Regions from separate parts of the Mus musculus genome. Here regions 2, 3 and 4 are each linked to region 1. A link is a loop called in an ENCODE intact Hi-C map of the cell type or tissue named here. Cell type or tissue: heart. All regions are shown on one strand. Region 1 holds the start of Pdzd2 (PDZ domain containing 2). Region 2 holds the start of Gm41273 (a long non-coding RNA gene). Region 3 overlaps Pdzd2 (PDZ domain containing 2). Region 4 overlaps Pdzd2 (PDZ domain containing 2).

What was found. Peaks named below come from ENCODE experiments on the same cell type or tissue, not always from the same donor. Only the 100,000 strongest peaks of a DNase experiment are listed, where the experiment ranks them.
Region 2: a loop joins it to region 1, with 2.5 times the contacts of the local background. A loop is called at or near these places in 3 of 42 quality-filtered maps.
Region 3: a loop joins it to region 1, with 3 times the contacts of the local background. A loop is called at or near these places in 3 of 42 quality-filtered maps.
Region 4: a loop joins it to region 1, with 2.0 times the contacts of the local background. A loop is called at or near these places in 10 of 42 quality-filtered maps.

Annotation. Positions count from the first base shown.
Region 1 is chr15:12,737,257-12,742,256 of GRCm38, reverse strand. Pdzd2 (PDZ domain containing 2) reads left to right here and starts at 2,365. Exons shown (of 26, transcript NM_001081064.2): 1 at 2,365-2,640. In heart, a CTCF peak has its summit at 2,072; DNase peaks (open chromatin) are centred at 2,236 and 3,346; H3K4me3 peaks cover 2,075 bases; H3K27ac peaks cover 1,344 bases; H3K27me3 peaks cover 1,194 bases.
Region 2 is chr15:12,646,853-12,651,852 of GRCm38, reverse strand. All of the region lies in intron 2 of Pdzd2 (PDZ domain containing 2), which reads left to right. It overlaps Gm41273 (a long non-coding RNA gene), which reads right to left and starts at 267. Exons shown (of 4, transcript XR_003951631.1): 1 at 1-267. In heart, no CTCF peak of the experiment used is centred here; DNase peaks (open chromatin) are centred at 1,402 and 1,982; H3K27ac peaks cover 497 bases.
Region 3 is chr15:12,373,179-12,378,178 of GRCm38, reverse strand. Pdzd2 (PDZ domain containing 2) reads left to right here. Exons shown (of 26, transcript NM_001081064.2): 21 at 1,799-5,000. Among named protein-coding and RNA genes, the nearest start is that of Golph3, 54 kb to the right of the region's middle. In heart, a CTCF peak has its summit at 2,431 (motif pointing right); DNase peaks (open chromatin) are centred at 1,998, 2,438, 3,968, 4,478 and 2 weaker places; H3K4me3 peaks cover 1,477 bases; H3K27ac peaks cover 1,747 bases; H3K27me3 peaks cover 522 bases.
Region 4 is chr15:12,687,778-12,692,777 of GRCm38, reverse strand. All of the region lies in intron 2 of Pdzd2 (PDZ domain containing 2), which reads left to right. Among named protein-coding and RNA genes, the nearest start is that of Gm41273, 39 kb to the right of the region's middle. In heart, a CTCF peak has its summit at 2,862 (motif pointing left); no DNase peak of the experiment used is centred here.

The DNA.
Region 1 (5,000 bases):
ACATATATTTAATAATTCGCCCACCTTTATGCATGTGCCTCTCTCCTCTCTCTCTCTCTCTCTCTCTCTCTCTCTCTCTCTCTCTCTCTCTCTCTGTGTGTGTGTGTGTGTGTGTGTGTGTGTGTGTATGTGACATTGCAAACCTGTGGAGGCCAGTAGACAACCTGAAGTGTTAGTTTCCACCTTCCACCTTGTCTACAAGCTCTCTTTGTTGTTACTGTTTACTGTTCCTACACTAGGAAGGGGTCCAAGCTTCTTAGGATTCCCCTAGACCGTGCTTCTAATCTCACTGAAGGCACGCTTGGATTAATAATGCACTACCACGCCTGGCTTTAGTTGGGGTCCGGAGATTCAAACCCAGATCCTTACGATTGCATGGCAAGTGAGTCGTCTCCCCAACACACTAGTAGTAGCTCGCTTTGCTTTTGTTCGTGTTTTAGAGAGGCTGGCTATTTGACTGGACACCATGATGCACTGAACTTTAGAAACATCCTAAGATCTGTTTTTTGCTTCCACGTACTCCCAGCTCCTCAACTTAGCACACCTGGGAAGGGCTCTGTTGTCATGAATGAAGTGCTACTTTTGTAGCAGATGAGGAGGAAGAGGGCACCTGATGCTTGTGTTGTGAGGGATCTCAGTAGAGCCTGGAAAGGGAGAGTGTCCTTCTGACAAAAGAAACACTCTTCTTGTTGGAGCACAGAGCGGGCTGGAAGGACTGGAACCGGCTGAGTGAGAGGGAGCAATGAGAACCTTTGGAGTGGTGACCATTTGCATATTCAGTTGCGAGCTGGATGCATAGCAGCGCTGTGCCAGGTGGGGAGTACAGAGGCTTAAAAGACACAGGTGGCCTCTTCATGGCTCCTGAGATTGGGAGGGGGTGGTGGCAGCTGAGCCTGGGATCGCTGAACAAACAGATAGCACTGCATAATTGTGGGAGGATTTTTAGTGGCATCCTAATAACACCTTTCTAGGCAATGGTGCCTATTTCATTGAACACCTCCTAAGCGCTACACAGAACAATCCACTGCTCCGTTCTGCATGGTAAGGGTTTTCTCTATAGACAGGAGGAGAAGCTTTCAGGCGGTGAAGACTGCCGTTTATAATACCCAGGCCTGGATTTGTATAGACATTGATCTCTGTGGATTGGGAATTATAAACGCCAAGGAAAAGCTGAATCCAAGAACCCCAACACTTGCTGAAAATACTATCTAGAAACGCCTTGGGTCTACTCTGGTCTCTGGTGCTGAGGGACACTCCATGAGGGCTGCAGGTGACGTAGCTGCTCTTCCAAGAGAGCAGCTCTTAATGCTTTGCTGGGCAAATCTAGAGCCTAGCCATGCTCCAACGTATCCTCACCTCCCTCAAAGCAAAAGATTTCCAATTACTGTTCTGCAGAAAATGTCAAAAGCATTATTCACCAACTCATGATCCCGAGGTTTGTAATTTTTCCTATGTTTTTACCCTTATCTGCCAGCACTTGAAAAAGACCAGCTTTTTCCTCTCAAGAGAGCTTAATTTGCAGAGCCGTGCGGTCTCCCTATTATGTTCTTATCGTCCTCTCCCTGTGGTAGGCAGAATGACAAGGATGACAAAAAAAAAAAAAAAAAAAAAAAGGGAACCAAAAATATTTGAAGACTTCCTGAAAATCTGTGGGATGAAGCATCCAAAAAGCTAGAGGCTCCCGTTTTCCCAGTGACCTGGAATAAAACGAAGGGCAGTTGGCCTTAGCTCTTGAGGTTCACTCAGAAGGAGGTTCACAACGTCCAAATCCTCCATCCTGGGGCCCATGGAATTTCCTCTAGCGGCTTAATTGAAGGATTAACAGCTCTGAGGTTCTTAAGACGCAAAGAGGTTCTCTCTCCCGAGGAATGCTCATACCAAGACTATATTAAGTATCCTAAGGACCAGAGGCCAGTGGATGGATGGTTGGCTTTTCTCCGGTCTCCCTGGGCCTCCCCACCCAATCTCTGATAAGGCAATTGACATTTTTCTCCGCTATGTGCTATGTTAAGTGCTATGCAAAAGGAAATTAAACCTCCTAGCTCTAGTTCTTCCACCTAGATGGCGCCCCAAGCCCTGCCTACATGGCGTTTCTGAGCCGCAGTCTCCCTGGATCGGTTCCTCCCAGGATCCCCAGGAAGCCGGCGCACTAGGACTGCTGTTTCCCTGGGAGAGCGGTCCTCCCCGCTCAGGGGCTTGCTCGGGGGAATCCCCGCCCACCTTGTCATTCCTGCAGGGGAATCCCCGCCCCCTGGGCCTGTCACTCCGGGAAGGTAGTTCCCGCCCCTCGGATCCAGCAGAGGGAAGGAATCCCCGCCCATTCTGGAGGCTCGGAGCATCCCTGCGCTGCGCAGCGAGAAGCTCACTCCCAGCGCCAGTGCGTACTAGCGGCGGGCAGTGGGACGCGGCGGGGCGGCTGCGGCGGGCGCCCTCCAAGCGCCCCACCGATCGCAAGACGCTCGGGATCGCGCCTCCGGCGGCAACCAGCAAACCCCTGCGGCGCGGCTTCTCCCGGCAGGCGCGGCAACAGCACCGGTGGTGGTGGTGGCAGGGGCGGCGGTAGCTGCGCCGGCACCGCCGGGCGGCGCCTGAGTCTGGACGCTCCAGGAGCGGCTCGAGCCTCCGCCGATCCGCGAACAGGTGAAGAGACCTGGCGCCGCAGCCGCGACGGGGGTGGGGCTTCGGGTGGGCTAGCGGGGTAGCTGAGCTCGATAACCCCAAGACGGTGTGCGCTGGAGAAAGTTCAGTGACAATCGGGTGTGGGGATCCCAGTTCAAGCAAAGAGGCGAGTGAGGGCACCCAAGTGGGTCCCCGCGTTAGGTGGCGCAAACTCCTCTTCCTTCTAGTGGGAGGTAAGAGGGGCACAGTGGAGGAGAGAGGTTGGGCGGAGCGAGATGGAGACAGCGGGATAACCGGAGGCGCCTTGCCTGGGACGCCTAAATCGGGCCAAGAATCCTTATCCCAGTGTGTTGGTTTGTCTCTCTACCTTAGCCAGTTACTGTTTTAAGGACCATCCTCCCGCGCTTCATCTCTCGCTAACCCCCCTGCCCACTAAGTGGCGCGAGAAAGAGTCCGCATGAAGAGCAAGGGCATCTTTGGGGGTTTAATGTCATCTGCCAGGGAGATAAGGGATGTTCCAGTAGGAAAGTATTTCTTCCTGAAGTCCCCCCCCCCAAAAAAAAAACCACCTGCCCGCCTTTCCCAATGAAGCACAAGACTGAATTGTGGTGGGGGGAGCATCTAGGACCCTGGACAGAAGTTTACCAGCGGCCCTTCAGCAGCCCTGCTCTCTGCATAGCTCTTGATAAGGGACCCTGGAGTCACACCAGGTCTGGCATGTGCTGGTGGCAAACACTGGAAAGTCGGACACTGGGGCATTCCAGAGTCCAGGCATATACTGGAGATTTGGGCATTGTGGAGGCCTGAGCTGGGGCTTGCCTCTTCCATGGGTTTTGCTTGACAAGTCACAATGAAGCTCCTGAAGGTTAAGTGGTTGTGGAGTGACCAAAGAAAGTGAGTTTCTCTTGCAGACACACCCCTGAATCTTCACAGCACTTCTCTTGGGGGGGGGGGGGGGGAGGAACCTCCCACATTCATCTCTGCTCCAGGCTTGGGCGATAGGGTCTCGACTGTTTCTACTGGGTCAGCTTTTTCTGGCCCGTGCCTTCTGGGTGGGAGCCAGGTAGGTACACGCTGGCAGGTGTGGTGTGGGAGGACTGCTTGTGAGGGCGGAATAAAATCTCTCAGAGCACACCCCTGGCTGTGGGTGGTTGTTCTAGCTCCATGAATTTCTTCTTCTATTTGGATGAGCCAGGAACTGCTGCTACTATAAAAGCTACACCGTGGTGTGAGCTTGTGTGGTGTGTTACCGGGTAGGAGTAGCAGGGCTGGTAGGTGTTGGGAAAAAAATCAGAACCATGTGAGGTATATAAATGCATCCCCTTGGCATAGTTAATAACCGCCTAGAAAAAGAAAAAGGATATTGAATGGCGCTTTACATCTATCATTGAAATTGATTTTGGATGCACTTACGGCAGTTTACTATTTAAGGAAACGTATGATAATTCCTCTATTCATTTCAATCATTTGGAGCACCTGTGGTTTGCTGGGTCTAGGGCTTCCAAGGGAAGTGCACAGAGTAAAGAGACTCTGTCCCTGCTGGCAAGCGTTTCAGTGTAGCAGGAGAGATGTCTCTTTATAGCGATGATACAAGCTAGAGCCCTCTGGCTTTAGAGTAAATTCTCTATGCTTAGTGGGTGAAGGAATGAAGGTATGATTAAATTGCTAAATTTAAGTAAGTTCCAAATAAAACATCTTAGGGGTATGGAGGAGAACAAAGCCCCCTTTTCACTGTGGGGATTGTGGAGCTTTGCGGGGGTCCACCTAGAGGAGGAAGTGTATGCAGAAAGGTTGATCCTGTCTTTGGATTCTTTCATGGCACCAGAGACTGAGCTTTGACCCACATGAATCTGGTTTTCCAGACAGTTGGGAAATAGTTGGGATTTTTGAACAAGGGTCTATCACAATCAGGTATTTGCTTCCGGGAAATTCTTGTGGAAAGAACTGAGACAGGGAGAGGAGAGACGTCGAGTCTAATGAGGAGATTCTTGCAGCGCGATGGTCGAGGAGGCAGTGAAGGTCTAAGCTAGTGGATGGCAGCTTGTGAGGAAGACAGAAAAGAGTCATCAACTGTGGGGCAGGGGTGGGATTCAGAGAGCAGAGACAAAGCCCACCTGCAGGCTCTGAGCACAAGTAGTTGAGCCAAGTTAGGGAGTTTGGGGTTTTAACATCTGACAAAGCAGCAATCTGGAGAAGTCCTTTCAGACTCTCTCTCTCTCTCTCTCTCTCTCTCTCTCTCTGTGTGTGTGTGTACATGTTGGTGAGTGTGAGTGAGTATGTGACGTGCCTCAGGTGTAGCAGTGAGAGGAGCATTCTGTGGAGTCAGTTTTCTCCTTTCATCACAGGTTCCAGGGGCTAAACTCAGGTGGACGGGCTTGCAT
Region 2 (5,000 bases), 90 kb after region 1:
ACTTTATGAAGTTATTAAAGCCTTGAAGGATTAATTATGCTATTATAAAAATGTTGAAGATAAAAGAAGTGAAAATACACGATTAAAAATAACCTCAGTGGGGTTGAGATGGCTCAGCAGTTAAGAGCACTTGATGCCCCTCCAGAGGACCTGAATAACGTTCCCAGCACCCATGCGCAAGTGGCTTACCCCACCTGGAACAAGAGTTCCAGAGATCCAACACCCTCCTCTGGCCTCCCCAGCCACCTGAATATCACACACACACACACACACACACACACACACACACACTTACATACACATGCATGCACAAGAATTTTTTGTTTAAATTATGTGCATAATTAAATACGCAAAATACAGCTAAGCGTATAACTTCCAGCTCAGATGAAGGACATCTAAAATCATGATTGTCTCTTGGCCGATGAGCTCGAGGGTGACTTTACTTTGCATCTTGTTTCTCTCCTTCCCTCCCTTCCTCTCTTCCACTCCCATCTCCCCCCCCCGCCCCCTCCCCCCTGCCCCTTTCCTTCCTTCTCTCCTTCCCTCCACTCCCTTCCTTCATCCCAACCACTTCCTCCCCTCCCCTCCCCCCTCCCCTCCCCCCCCTCACCTCCTTTCCCCTCCCCTCCCCTCCCCTTTCCTTTCCTTTCCTTCCTTTGTTCAGCAGTGAAAACTGACTTAGTGGAGAGGCTGCTTTTTGTCTTTGGAAGAAGAATTCATCTCAGAATTTTCTCAGTGTCTTGTCTATGGGCATCCATAGCTGCACAATGAAGTCAGAAGCAGCCCCAGCAGGGTCAGAGACAGCTAGAGCAGAGGAGAAACTGACCCACACGTAACGAAAGATGCCTGGCCTCAGAAAAGCAGACTTCTCAGAAAAACCATCCTCCTGTGGTGGAGCTATGGGGAACACGTTTGTGGGTCCTAGTACCTCTGTTTGTAGGGTCCCTTGGAGATCTACTGCTTCTGACTTCGGAGCTTCCCTTTGATGCTTGCTGCCCCTCCCTAACCCCTTCCTCAGACATTCTCACGCAGCCCAACTTTCCCTAGGAAAACTGTTGGTTTACAAGGACCTGGTTCATTCTTTCAGACACGCCCACTGTCACTAAACACGTAGTGCATCAACTAATGAATACAGAACCTATAGCCCTGCCCAGATATTGCTGCATTTTCAAAAGGAGGAAGAAATGACCTGTAGGTCAAAGGTCAACTCACTTTCCAATAACTACAAAGTTAGGGCCCATGCCTGGGTAGTAGTGAGACTCCAGGGAGCCTAGTTTAGCTCCTGAGGACCAACACTGAATCAAAGCTCTCTTCTAAAAGCAGGTGCAAAGCCACCTATTTCCTTTGAGCCTTCATGGCTTGCTCATCGCAACATCTGTCCACCAGACACAATACAGTTTTCTTTGAGGATGGACCGCTGCAGAGGAAGTGATCCTTGGTAATGCGCCAGGCAGGGGTTGTTCTTTGGAAGTCTGGGGCCTAAGCTTGTGGCATTGTTGTACAGGGTTACACAGTGTTAACTTTTTCTTTTTTTCTTTTCTTCTTTCTCTCTTTCTTTCCTTCTCTTCTTATCTCTTTCTTTTTGAAAAAAAAAAGCCTTGTTATACTCAAGAGTCAAGTAGTTTCACATTTAGAAGCATATGCGTGTATGCACATGCACACACACACTTAGGCTCTCGATGTATATGTGTTTGTGGGTACATACTAGCCCCTGGGATCCTCCGGGCCCTGCCTCCCTAGTCCTAGGATTATAGTCACATACCACTGTTCCTGGTTTGTGCTGGAGATCTGAACTTAGGCTCTCAGGCTTGTGCAGCAAAGTTCTTTACCGACTGGACCATTTTCCTATCCCTGACAGTATAGTTTTCTTTAAAAGCATTGTCTTAGTTTCCCCAGATTCTGGTATTCTGGCATAGAACCAGTTTGCTAAAGCCCAGTAGTGGCTGCTCAGTCTCAAGGGAGCCCAGATCTGAGAACCATGTGCTTCTAAACCAATTACTATTCCAGGCAGTGGGAGGAGGGGGCCTGGCTCTGCAGCCAGAATTGCCTACCCCAAATCCTTGTTCTGTCATTCGGAGGCTCTATGACTTTGATCAATCCACTAAATTAGTGTATGGTGAATTTCCTTTGTTGCGATTACATACTGGAGGAGAAGCAGCTAGAGGAAGAAGGGGTTTGTTTTTGGCTCGTGGTGTAGGGTGCAGTCCCTCACTGTGGCGAAGGCGTGGCTGCAGGACCAGCTCATAACTGCAGCTCCCAGAACGTGAGGTTTCACTGGATGGATCATGTCCACAGAGAGAGACAGGACAGGAAGCAGAGATGGACTGTAATGCTCAGCTTTCCCTCCCAAAACCGTCATCCATCTAGGCTCTACCTCTTAAAGGTTCCACAGCCTTCCCAAGCAGTACCCTACCTAAGGCACAGATGGCTGTTCAAACATTAACCCCGTGGGGAGACATTTTAGGTGCTGACCATAAGAATTTGTAAAGCTGTAACTTGCTGAGGCCTCTGTTTCTTCATTTGTACAATCTTCTCAGAGGACTTGGACAAGAATCAAGGGTGGAGGAGCACATGGGATATACTTAGGGCAGAACTGGCAGAGGTGTTTGATTGGTGTTTTCATTGGCTGTCTAGCTTCCAGCTGAAAGAGTCTAGCTTCTAGCTGAATCAAATGATGGCTATTGCTTTTGTTTACCTGTCTATCAGTCTACCCATCCATACCTCCATTCATTTAGTAATTACTCTGCTATATGTCATTTAGTAGTCCTAGATGGGAAATCTGTCTCTCCGTCTCGGTCTCTGTCTGTCTCTGTCTCTCTGTGTCTCTGTCTCTCTGTGTCTCTGTGTCTTTGTCTCTTTGTCTCTGTGTCTCCGTGTGTCTCTCTCTCTCTCTGTGCGTGTGTATGTGTGTGTGTGTATGTATGTTTAGATAGGGTCTCATTATGTAACCCTGACTGGCTTGGAGCTCCCTATATAGACCAGGCTGACCTTGAACTCACACAGATCCAATTGCCTCTGCCTCCTGAGTGCTGGGATTAAAGGTGTGCACCACAATACACAGCCAAAAGTAGGATTCTTAATGAATCCAGAAATTCTTCCAAACATGCTTTTAGCCTACTTAATCCATCCTTTCTTAAGAGGCAATGAATAACCTTTTCCCTTGTTGAATTTCCTCTTATCTCCATTGATCTTCACCTACTCTCCTCTTTTAGCATTGACTCTATGATAAATTTCCTTTTTGCTTACGTCCTGATGCCTCTTGTTGGCTATCTTTTTAACTAGCATGAATGTTGCTGTATTTCTCTGTTTTTATATTCTGCATGATGCCTAGTCTATTGAAGATGATTGATAAATCACTCATGGAATGAATAGCCAAAGTTGTTGCTAGAAAAAAAGCACCTCTCGGGAATGAGTAGGGAGGCCAGCCAGCTCCATCTGTGTTCATATAGGACAACCGTTTACAGTGATAGCATTTGCCTTCATCTAGCCATCTCTGCTTTTGAAGAGGCTGGTAGGTAAGAAAATAAAATAAATATTTCTAGATTCCACAACGAGGCTCGGCAATATCACATGTGTATGTAGGCTTGTGCATGTGTGTGCACACATGTGTATGTAGGCTTGTGCATGCGTGTGCACACATGTGTATGTAGGCTTGTGCATGTGTGTGCACACATGTGTATGTAGGCTTGTGTATTTGTGCACGTGCTCTCCTAACCTTTTCATTTCCCCTTTGAGTATGTCTGTTTATTACTCTAAACACAAGAGCCTGTAATGCCTTAGAACCTTGCAGCCTTAGGGCTGGTCCCCGCAGTGACTCTGGCTTGGCCCGGGGCTCTCTGGGGTAGCTCTCTGTTGCAGATTTCCCAGTGTTTTTGCCTTGCCTCAGTTGAACCATGGTGTGTGATCTCTTAGAGCCCATGGCTTGGGCACCACCTTGGGCAGTACCAACCTTGTTCTTATTTTCAAGTTATGCCCATGCACTGAAACTTTGGTAAGTTCCCTGAGATCTGGTGGTTTGGGTTCTTTTCAAACTACCCAGAAGAGGAGAGAATGTGATCACAAAGGTAGTGTCTCCCAGGCAAGGTGCATCCATAGAAGGCTGACCTCTGTAATGTCCCCAAGCAAGACACAGCCATAGCAGTTGGACCTCTGTGATAGCCCCTAAATATGAGAAACTGACCGCTTGGCTTGTTGTCATAGGTTCCCAGTCTCCCCTAAAAATTAAAGATTGAAAAATTAATAAATAAAACTCCCTTCAAGTTTCCTGGCGAGTGACAGAGGAGAGGGAGCGTGGGGTCTGTCACATTGCTGGGTGAACAGAAACAGGGAAAATATCCTTCCTGACACAACCAGTGTCCAAGAGAGGATGCTAATTCATTTCCGAAGATAAAGGAAAGAGACTAACTTGCCTAATGAGTGTGTTTTGATATTGAGCTCATTTGAATGAGTCGCTTAGTCTTTTGCTTTTGACATTTAATATCTCCTCCAGTATTATCATGATGTTAATTCTAAAGAAAAAAAAATAGAAAGTCCCCCTCTGTAATTTGAATAGGAAAGAATCGCTTTTTATTAATTAGGTTATTTATTTACTTCATATCCCAACCACAGCTTTGCCTCCCTTTTCTCCTCAAAGCCCATTCTTCTCCACCCCCCCCCCACTCCTTCCCTTCTCCTCAGAAAACGGGAGCCCTCCTATGGATATCAACCAGCCTGGGCACATCAAGCTGCAGTAAGACTAGGCATCTCCTCTTCTATTAAGCTGAACAGGGCAGCCCAGTAGGGAAAGAGATCCAAGGACTAACAACGTAGTCAGAGACAGGCCTGGCTCCTGCTTTAAGAGTCCCACATGAAGACCCAGCTGCACAACTGTTACATATGTGCAGAGGGCCTAGGTCCATTCCATGCATGCTCTCTGATTAGTAGTTCAGTCTCTGTGAGCCGTTATGGGCCCAGGTTAGTTGGTTCTGTATGTTTTCTTGTGGTGTCCTTGACCCCTCTGG
Region 3 (5,000 bases), 360 kb after region 1:
ATAGTTGAATGAGAACAACATCTGGATCAGCAGGTATTGCTGGCAGCAGCTCGTCTCCCACAGCAGGCCTGGGTAGTTCCACGCCATCTCCATGGGCGTCTTGATGAACCAGCCTTGTTATTGCCACACGCTCCACACGGAGGCCACAGGGTTCAGGTTTAGCCAAGCACAAGCTGTGGAGCAAACCCTGGCTCTCCCGCCTGTGAACTGTGAGCTTGGGCATGTTACCTAACCATTCGGTGACTCCCTTCCTCGTTCTCTCAATGCACAGGGCCCACCCACCTCCCAGTACTGGGAAGAAAATTAACTGTGTGGAAATCTCCTTCCACGGTGCTAAGACTTCATTATTGGCTAATAATTAGTTTGTAATTATTCATAAAGGGACAACAGGAGGGGGATAAAAGATTCAATTAAAGCCAAGCCCAGTGACACAAACCTATAATCCCAACCAGTCCTGAGGCCAAGATAGGATGGTGGCAGGTTCATGGCCTGCCTTACTGAACTTGCTGAAACCCAATATCAAAGTGTCATGTGAGCAGGGCCAGTAAGATGGCTCAATGGTTATCGCAAGGTCGCCCTCTGGTATATAGTGAGTTCAAGGTTAGCCTGGGATACTCAAGACACTCTCTTTTTTTAAAAACATTTTAATAGATTTATTTTATTTATATGAGTACACTGTTGCTGTCTTCAGACACACCAAAAGAGGTCATTAGATCCCATTACAGATAGTTGTGAGCCACCATGTAGTTGCTGGGATTTGAACTCGGGACCTTTGAAAAAGCAGTCAGTGCTCTTAACCACTGAGCCATCTCTCCAGCCCCAAGACTCTGTATTTAAAACCAATTAATAATTATAAAGCTTTGAGGACATATACTTAACATTTGGGGTAACACTGCTCATACGAAGACCTTTTGTGGGTCACTTGTCAAAGTGATATTAGCCCAAGAGAGTGCAGTGCATGCTACTGGGCTTTCTGAGGAGACACCCTAGGACAGAGCGGCTCTCAGCACCTGCCCTGAGTGACATGCCATGCCCCCCCCAACTGCCCCCCTTCCAACGGTCCCTGCTTCTCGGAGCTGTGTGCTCTTTTGTGCCTCTGTGCTTTCAGCCTGGTGTTCTCCTCCCCACTCGGAGCAATCCGTCCCTCATGAGCCCCTCTCAAGCTTCCTCTACCGTTAAGGCTTCCTGGAATAACTGGCTTTCAGATCCCCTGTTTGGACAAGTCACTTCAAAGCCGAGCTGAAGCTCAGTACCAACAAGGGCCCCACCTGGAGCGTCGGCTCCGTCTCCTGTGCAGCGCAAAAAAAAAAAAAAAAAAAAAAAAGCAAGCCTCCCTGTGGTTTGGAGGTTGAACTGTTTCTTGGTACAGTCCGAGTCACTCATAGTCAGATAAATAGATGCTGGAATGAGGTAAGACACGAAGCCTCTGCCCAGTCTAGGCCAAAGCTAAGGAATACAACCAACGGTGTCTGTCTTTCCAGAACTGCTGACGGCAGAGACATTTGGGTAAAGAAACCCAGGCAGAAGATTTCTGGTGTCTCCTATCTGAAAGCAAACAAAGAGGGAAATGGGCAAGTTTAAATGTCCATTCTGCTTGTCCCAGTTACTTTAAGGCCATTAAAGCAGGGTGGTGGTTCCTAGATCTGAGCGCTCTACAATTGGAGAGAGAAAAAAACCAAAGGTCTAGATGCAGGCTGTGGACTTCTGAGAAACAGTATTGAGATGGCTTATGTTTGCAGAACTTCTAGAGGGTTCCCGTTTGCTTACACTTCCCTTTCCTCTCCCCTACCCTATACAGGATGGGATGGGTCCTCAGACCATCCCCCTTCCCCAGGGAAGAGCAGGGAAGTTCGTCCTGACTCCAGCGAGACTCCTGCAGTCACCGAGCAAGTCCTCCAACCTGAGAGCCTCAGCCAGCCTGTGTCTCCCGGGACCTCGGAGCCTGAGTCCCAGGGCGTATCTAAAATGAAGCCAGCCAGCCAGAGAAGCCTGTCTCCCAGGGAGAAGGCCTCAGCTCTTCCCGACTCCAGCAGGACTTGGGCTGGCCCTGGGGACAGCACTCCCAGCACCAGGAGAGCAGCTGTCCCCATGAGCATAGGAGAGACACGAGCTACGGCCATCCCTCATCCCTCCCTCCTGGGTCAGGAAAGGAGCCGAGACCCCTCGGGTCCCAGCAAGGCCCTGGAAACTCCAGGACACTGCGTACCTACAAGCTTGAAAGATAGGGCTCTGCTTGAAGAAACAGCGTCAGCATCTGGAAAGTTGTCACACGCCGGTCCCTCTGTGCCAGTGACTACTGATGGGACCCTGTCGGGGAGCACAGAGAGCCCGGTGACAGACATTGACAAGTTCATTGGGGAAGCCCCGGAGGCGTGGCTTTCTCAGTCTCCTCAGAGAGCAGACTGCAGGACTCACCAGGACATTTTTGAGAGTCAGCCACCAGGGGGAGCTGGGGGTGGCAGTTCCCACCATGGGAAGACCGGAGGCACAGGCTCACCCCCACCCCCTCAGTGGACCTTCCAGCCTTCCGTTCTGGATTCCGTCCATCCTGACAAACAGTTGGCTGGGAACAAAAACTTTCTGAACAACTACTCCAGAAATTTTAGCAGTTTCCACGAAGACGGCGTCTCGGAACCTTCGCCCTCGTCCATGTATGGCGATGCTGAAGACTCGTCTTCAGACCCCGAGTCTCTTGTTGAAGATCCACGAGCAGCGGCCAGGAACAACTGGCCAGCTCCTCCATCTCATGAGTCCTCCCGTAAGGAAGGTAGCAGTGAGTCTGAGGACGAGCAAATAGAAATCTGTGCCCCAGGTGGTTGTCCTGAGACCCCAGTGCCTGCCCAAGCTCCTGCCCAGGCTGCAGGCGGCGCAGTTCCCTCGGTACAGCAGACTGTGAGGGAGCCGGTGGGGGACGCCTGCGAGAAAGCCTGCTTCATGACAGGAGCCTCGAACACTTGCATCCCGGGCTCTTCCCAGCCATTTTCCTTCCTGGATGTAAGCTCTCTGGAGCATGAGACTTGGGCGGGCGTACAGACTTCACGGAGCCACATGCCCGGGTGCGCAGAGGAAACCTTGGCGGTCAGCAGCACCGGCTCAGTCGTGGGAGACAGCCAGCCTTCTCAAACGACCAGACCTTGTGGAAACCCGCCATTTGTGCTCAGGAACCCAGATATGGTAAATGGTTTGGGACAGGACCTGCTGGATGAGGGAACCCCAGACAAAGGAGCAGATGCCTCTCATGTCATGAGCAGTGTGTATGCCCTGGGGGCCGAGGGCCCTAAGAATGGAGAGGCCGTTTTGGCAAACCTACACATTGCCAAGGGCGGCAACCTGGACGGCTTGCTACAGAAACCAAAAACGACCTCCAGGAGGCCTATCATGACCTGGTTTAAAGACATAAATAAAGACAGCCAAGGCGCACATCTGCAGAGCAAATCTGAGAAGGAACAACCCTCAATGCTGGCTATGAGTCCTGGCTCGAAAGGCAACACGGTGAACCCCAGCCACAGAAAGGGAATGGCTGTGCCTAAGAGTCCACCTCCCCGGCAGAAGAGTCAAGAAAATAAGGACCTATCCCCTAAAAGCCCAGTGGAAACACTAAGTAACTGTCAGAAGCCCAAGGGCAGCCCGAAGCTTAAGAGGCTGAACAGCAAAAGCAAAGCCAGTCCGGAGGCACCTGTGGCCAGTCCCGCTAAGGGCGGCAGGACCGACCACAGGAAGTCCTTGCCTTCACCCCAGGCTGCCCATAAAATGCTTTCTAAGGCAGTGTCACACAGGCTCCACATAGCTGACCAAGAGGAGCCTAAGAACACTGCTGGAGACACCTCCAAGCCTCCCCAGTGTGTGCCAGAGAGCAAGCCACCCCTGGCTGCCTCTGGGTCGCTGAGGACCTCCGCATCTGACACAAGCATTAGAACCATTACTTCTCCCCTGACCTCCCCCAAGCCTCTCCCTGAGCAAGGTGCAAACAATAGGTTCCACATGGCTGTCTACCTGGAATCTGACACAAGCTGTCCAGCCACCTCCAGGCCCCCTAGGTATGGACCAGAGGGCAAGGTGCCCCATGCTAACTCTGGGTCAGTGAGTCCCTCCGCATCGAGGACCAATATAGCCTTGGCAGGGGTCAGACAGAGCAAGCAGTTCACACACAGCCGAGTAGACTTGGTGTTAACAGAAGCAGCCCAGCCCCAGGGCATCAGTGAGAAAGGAACCGAAAAAATGGCTAGTGATCCTCTGGAAAGGACAAACCAGCTAAAAATCATTGAGATTTCTTCTGAAAGAATGCCAAAGAATGCATGTGGCGACAAGCCACCTGGTAGTGACAGAAAGGGCGGGTTCTTAACCCAGAGCAACTGTCAGGAGAAGAGTTCGGTCCGACTCAGGCAGTCAGCAGAATCGTCCCCAAAGCAGCCGCACTTCCCTCCCTCCCAGGCCTCCCAGGGGGAACAGGAAATGCGTTGGTCCTACAGCATGGCCAGACTGGCCTCCTCCTCCCCCTCCGCCCCGCAGCTGCCCTCCAAAATGCCAGATTACTCCCAGGGCAAATCAAGCCAAATGCCAGCCTCAGTCGGGGTGCCCAAAAATGGCGTACCCGTAGGCCTGGCCGGAGAAGAGCCCCCCTACTTCACACCAAGGCCAGCCACCAGGACTTATTCCATGCCAGCCCAGTTCTCGAGCCATTTTGGACGAGAAGGTCTTTCCCCACCCAGCCCAAGTCACTCGCCTCAGGACCCCCAGGTCACTGCAATGAGTGGCAGTCTCTCTGAGAAGTCAGCCAAAGGCGTGACTAACGAACAGGGCGTGTACAGTGTGAAACCTCTACTGGAAACACTTAGGAACCCACCACCAGTGGATGTGGGGGATGTCAGTGCGGTCCCCGAGGCAAGCGGCCTCATCCCAGACAAACTCAAAGTCACCAGGAGACACTACTACTGTGAGCAGAGCTGGCCCCATGAATCTACCTCGTTTTTCTCTGTGAAGCAAAGGATCAAGTCTTTCGA
Region 4 (5,000 bases), 49 kb after region 1:
TTTTCAGTTACCCAAGCAGTGGTGTTAGAGGCATCAGCAAATTGTTTCTTATATACGAGGACCACTGAGACCTGGAAATCCATGGGTTTCAGGATTGATTTATCCAGGCTCTGCCTCCTGATAAGGCCACATGTAGCTACAAGGTGTATTGCTGTTCAAGTGGGTCCAGGCCGTGTATTACTATATGGAACATCTGATATGTTAACATATTGGAGGTTATTTTAGTCCATAGTTGCCTCCTCTCTTACTGGAGTCTGCAGAATACTATTATGGGGAATTGGACTCCCAGATTCCTGGGCACAACCAACTGATTTTTTTTCCCCCTGAGGAGGTTCCCAGAGAAACTTTAGAAATTTGCTTCTGGTGTACTGATCTCTGGGTCAGGCAGATTTCTGGGAAGGTAGACTTTCCTTGTGTTTATCATATGGGGTGAGCTTGTCTGTCTGTCTGTCTGTCTGTCTGTCTGTCTGTCTATCGTTCCTATAGTCAATGCTAAGGCATCTCTGGGTTGGGCCTCGGCTTCCAAGGCCTTCCTTACAAAGAATGAGAAACACCCCACAGGCCCATCAGGGCTATTTACGTTCTGGCAAATCCATCAGAAACACCACTCAGGTCATTTGAGATCTTGTCTTTTTGTCCCCACAATTAGTCATCCCTGACTTTTAGAAGAAGCCAAACCTCAGAGATAAATCTGGTAAAAATATCATTTGGGATCAAAAATAAGCTCAGCCCCAATACGCAGATTCCTGAGCCGCCTGCAGAAAAGTAGGACCCTGTCCAGGGAGCTCTGGTCTTCTAGCTGGAGAGAGCAGTCCATGTAGGGTTATGTTCCTCCATCCCAGCCCACCTTGGCCAACTTTCCTCATTTAGCATCAGTTTGCCCATCTGATAAATGGAAATACTGCATGGGGTTGTTGGATGGGTATGCACAATGACTGGTGCCTGGAATCTACTAGATCCGCTTTACAGATGCTTGCTGTCCTTCTGCTGTTCAGGATGCTCAGTGTGTTACCCTCCTAATAGGCATTTATTTTTCCCCAATTATGAAGGCCAAAGACCCCAAAGCAAAGAGCCAGCAAGGGCCACACTGCCTCCCGAAGGAACTGGGTGAGGCCTCTTTCTCCCTTGCCCAGTTGCAGGGAGCATTACACATCCCTTAGATATATCTGTCACTATGGCTGTCTTCCTCTGCTGCCTCTGCCTCACGCCTATGTCTGGTTGCCTTCTGCTTTTCTTGTAAGTGTATGTGGTGTAGCATGTCAGGAAAGCCTGGATGATACAAGCTAAGTATCTCCTTTCATGATCCTTAACTTCATCATGTTGGGAAAGACCCTTTTCCCAAATAATATGACATTCACAGGTTCTCACAACTGAGATATGGATACCAGAGGGGACCACCATCCAGCCATCCCTAAGAGGTAAATACTGTCTGTATGATTATGGTGGTCATGCTGGGAAGAGCAATACAAAGCAGGACAGAAGCGCTTGCACATCCAGGGTTCTGACAGGTCGTCCTCAGAGGTGCTACCCAGAGAAGTCCAGACTCTGGTCTGATTCAGCTGCCTACCCTTCACTTATAATGGGAGGTTGAGGCAGAGAGATCAGGATTTTGGAGTTATCCTCAGTTAGATAGTGAGTTTGAGTCTACCTTGCGCAAAAGTGAAAGCCTGTCTCAAGTAAAATGCAAACCAAAAAAAACTATAAACAAAAAAATGTATTTATTTATTTATGTATTTATTTATGTATTTATTTGTTTGTTTGTTTGTTTGTTTATGTATATGGGTGTTAGCCTGTGGGTATGTATGTGTGCCATGTGCATGACTGGTACCTGAGGAGGCCAGAGGAAGACATTGGATCCTGTGGAACAGATGGTTGTGAGCTGCCATATGGGTGCTGGGAACCGAACCCAGGTCTTCTGAAAGAGCAGCAGATGCAATTAAATCACAGAGCCATCTCTCCAGTCCCTTAATACCTTTATATATATACATATAGATAGATAGATATAGATATAGATATAGATATAGATATAGATATAGATATAGATATAGATATAGATATAGATATAGATATAGATATCCTCCTGCCCCAGCCTCCCAAATATTGGGACCTCTGACTGATGTGTGCTAGTGCAGTTCACCTCCCTGTGCTTCCTAACTAAACCCAAAGTAACTTTCATTTCCAGACCCATAGATTCTGGACTCCTCTGACCCTAATAGAACACCTAATGGTAATATATATAAATATATATATATTAAATATATATATATGTTTTGTTTTCCTTCAGCTTTCCCCCCAAGATCCCTTTCAGTGTAGGCCTTGGCACACACAACCATAGATGTTTATTTATTTGCAAAGCCTCCCTCCCACTACACCATAAACTGTGCAGGCAGGGAGAACCACTTTGTATTTGTGAGGGACGTCCAGGCCCAGATTTTGTTCCTACCTCCTCCTCCTTGTGTTGAGAACAGAAATAGCACTTCACTGATTTCTGCCCAGGCAGTCATCAGAAGTATTTGCTGAAGGATGTGTATTTTACTGACAGCTTCGTGGAGGAGACAGGAGCACAGCTCCCTCAGAATCCTACTGGAAATGGTTTGTGATTCTCTTGCCCAGAGTTCTACATTCCTGCCAGCTGTCTTATCTCTGCCCCCCTCCCCCCCCATCCTTCTCACTTCCACAGACTCTTAAGACAGAAAAAAAAGGGGGAAAAATCAGCATTCCAGGGCTTCCCTGGATTTGTACCGCCTCTAAGCCAAGCAAATATCCACCTGCCATTATTTCTTAAAACTCCTGAAAGGGGCCAGCTATAGCAGTGATGGGCTTAGTTCATTCCACTGCCCCAAGGGATCAACACTGCCCCCTAGAGGGCCTGACAGTGTAGGTGGTGGACTGTATGAATGAATGAAAGGTGAAGTCTGAGCGAGCTGGATGGGATGCTTGGAGGAGATGTTCTTACACGGCAGCCATTGTTTGTCACTTTTAAAATAGGGACTTGCTATGTAGCTCATACTGGTCTCAAATTCATGATCGTCTTGCCCCAGCCTCCCGAATATTGGGACCTCTGGCGTGTGCTAATGCACTTCACCTCCCTGTGCTTCCAAACTGAACCCAAAGTAACTTTCATCTCCAGACCTATAGATTCTGGACTCCTCTGACCCATGAGTACTGGCCAATACAACACCTAATGGTATTGGAATGAATGCCCCCCATCCTGTGATGTGTGTGCCCCTCTCTCATAAACGGTCATGATGTTCCTGATGACCTGAGGGTTGTCACCATAGCACCCCTGAACCCCAGGTCACAGAGATCTGACCTCCCTGCATCAGTTTGCAGAACATGACTAGAGGTTACAACTTGAACCCAATACTAAGTGTCTTAGTCTTTTTTCTATTGCTATCATAAAACACCAATACTGAGGCAACTTGTAAAAGAAAGGGTTTAACACGGAGATCATCGTTCCAAAGGGTTTGAGTTCATGACCATCATGGTGGGGAGCATGGCAGCAGGCAGGCAGGCATAGCACTGGAGCAGTAGCTGGGAGCTGACATCTGGTCCGCAAGCATGAGCCGCTAACTCAGAACAGCATGGGCTTTTGAAATCTCAAAGCCTGCTTCCAGTCATACACTTCTTCCGACAAGGCCACACCTCCCCATCCTTCCCAAACAGTTCTACCAACTAAGAACCAAGTATTCCACCCTATGAGCAATCTCATTTAAACCACCACACTGAGCATAACTCACCTGAGGTCTAACCTTCTCCTGGCATAGAACTGGTACTTTATTGAGAATGACATGAATTCCCCCACACCTCCAACATACACACACAAGATCCCTCCTATCTCAAAATATAGTATATGAAATAATTAAAAATTAACTTTTAAAAATTAAGAACAGAATGAAATGGGCATTGTGAATGCCATCAGACAACAGGAACATTGTGTAGTAAGAAGCTGGGGAAATGGGGAATGACATTAGAATGCTAAATTGCCTCGAATTCTTGCTCTCTGACATAGCCTAGGCTAACTCAAGCAGTGCTTGTATTAAGTCACTTACTAATGGGCCAGACTGAGTAGCTCATGCATTTAGTCCCAGAGGCCAGCTTGGGTCTGCATAGTGAGTTAGTTTCAGGCCAGCTAAGACTACATAGTGAGATCCTGTCTCAAAAAAACAAAAACAAAACAAAGCAAAAACCCCAAAACCTGTCTTATTCATCAGGGAGGGGCTTATGAAATCAGATAGGTGGGAACCCCTATCTGAAAGTAATTGACAGTTGCTGGCTACTGGGGGAAGGAACGTCAGTTTTCTTCAAGGAGGTAGGCATCCTCTTGGTATTGTCAGACTTTTTCTCATGTGTGTTTGCAGAAAATTTATGTTGTTTTGAGTTGGGGAGTGCATTTCTGCCTGATCTACTTTCTAGGCCGTTCCTCTGCCACTGAGCCAGTACAGGATGCTGCGCGGCGTCGGCACAAAAGCCTGAAAGCTGCTTTGTGGTACAGGGAGGTCTCTGAGATGCCTGTATTCTAAACCAAGGAGCCTGGTGACATTGGGACCTAGCAAGGGTGCTCTGCACACTGATGTGACTCCAGGTTCACCATCCAGGGCCAGTCTCTGTCTCCTTTGTCATCTCCTAAGATCGAGTTGCAGGAGATGGGAGCTGCCGGCTTATGATATGAATCCAGATTTTATCAGACTGGCTTTGTTTGGCACCGGAGGGAGAGAAGGGGAGTGGGCCTGGGTGGAAACCAGTAGTAAGCATCTACTAAATGCTAACAGTTTTACATAATAATTCCATTTATTGCTCCTGACATCAGCATGTGAGTCATTATTGTCCCCTTAGTATGATTGAGAGACCAGGGCTTAGGAAGCCAGGAGCTTGCTTTGCCACCAAGAATACCTGCAGCCCCGAGCCATCTGCCTCCAGGGTCCAGGCTTTGGTTTGTGGTGGGGCTGGAGGTAAGAGAAGATGGTTTATCTTTGTTTGGACTGCTTCCAGGGTTGGTG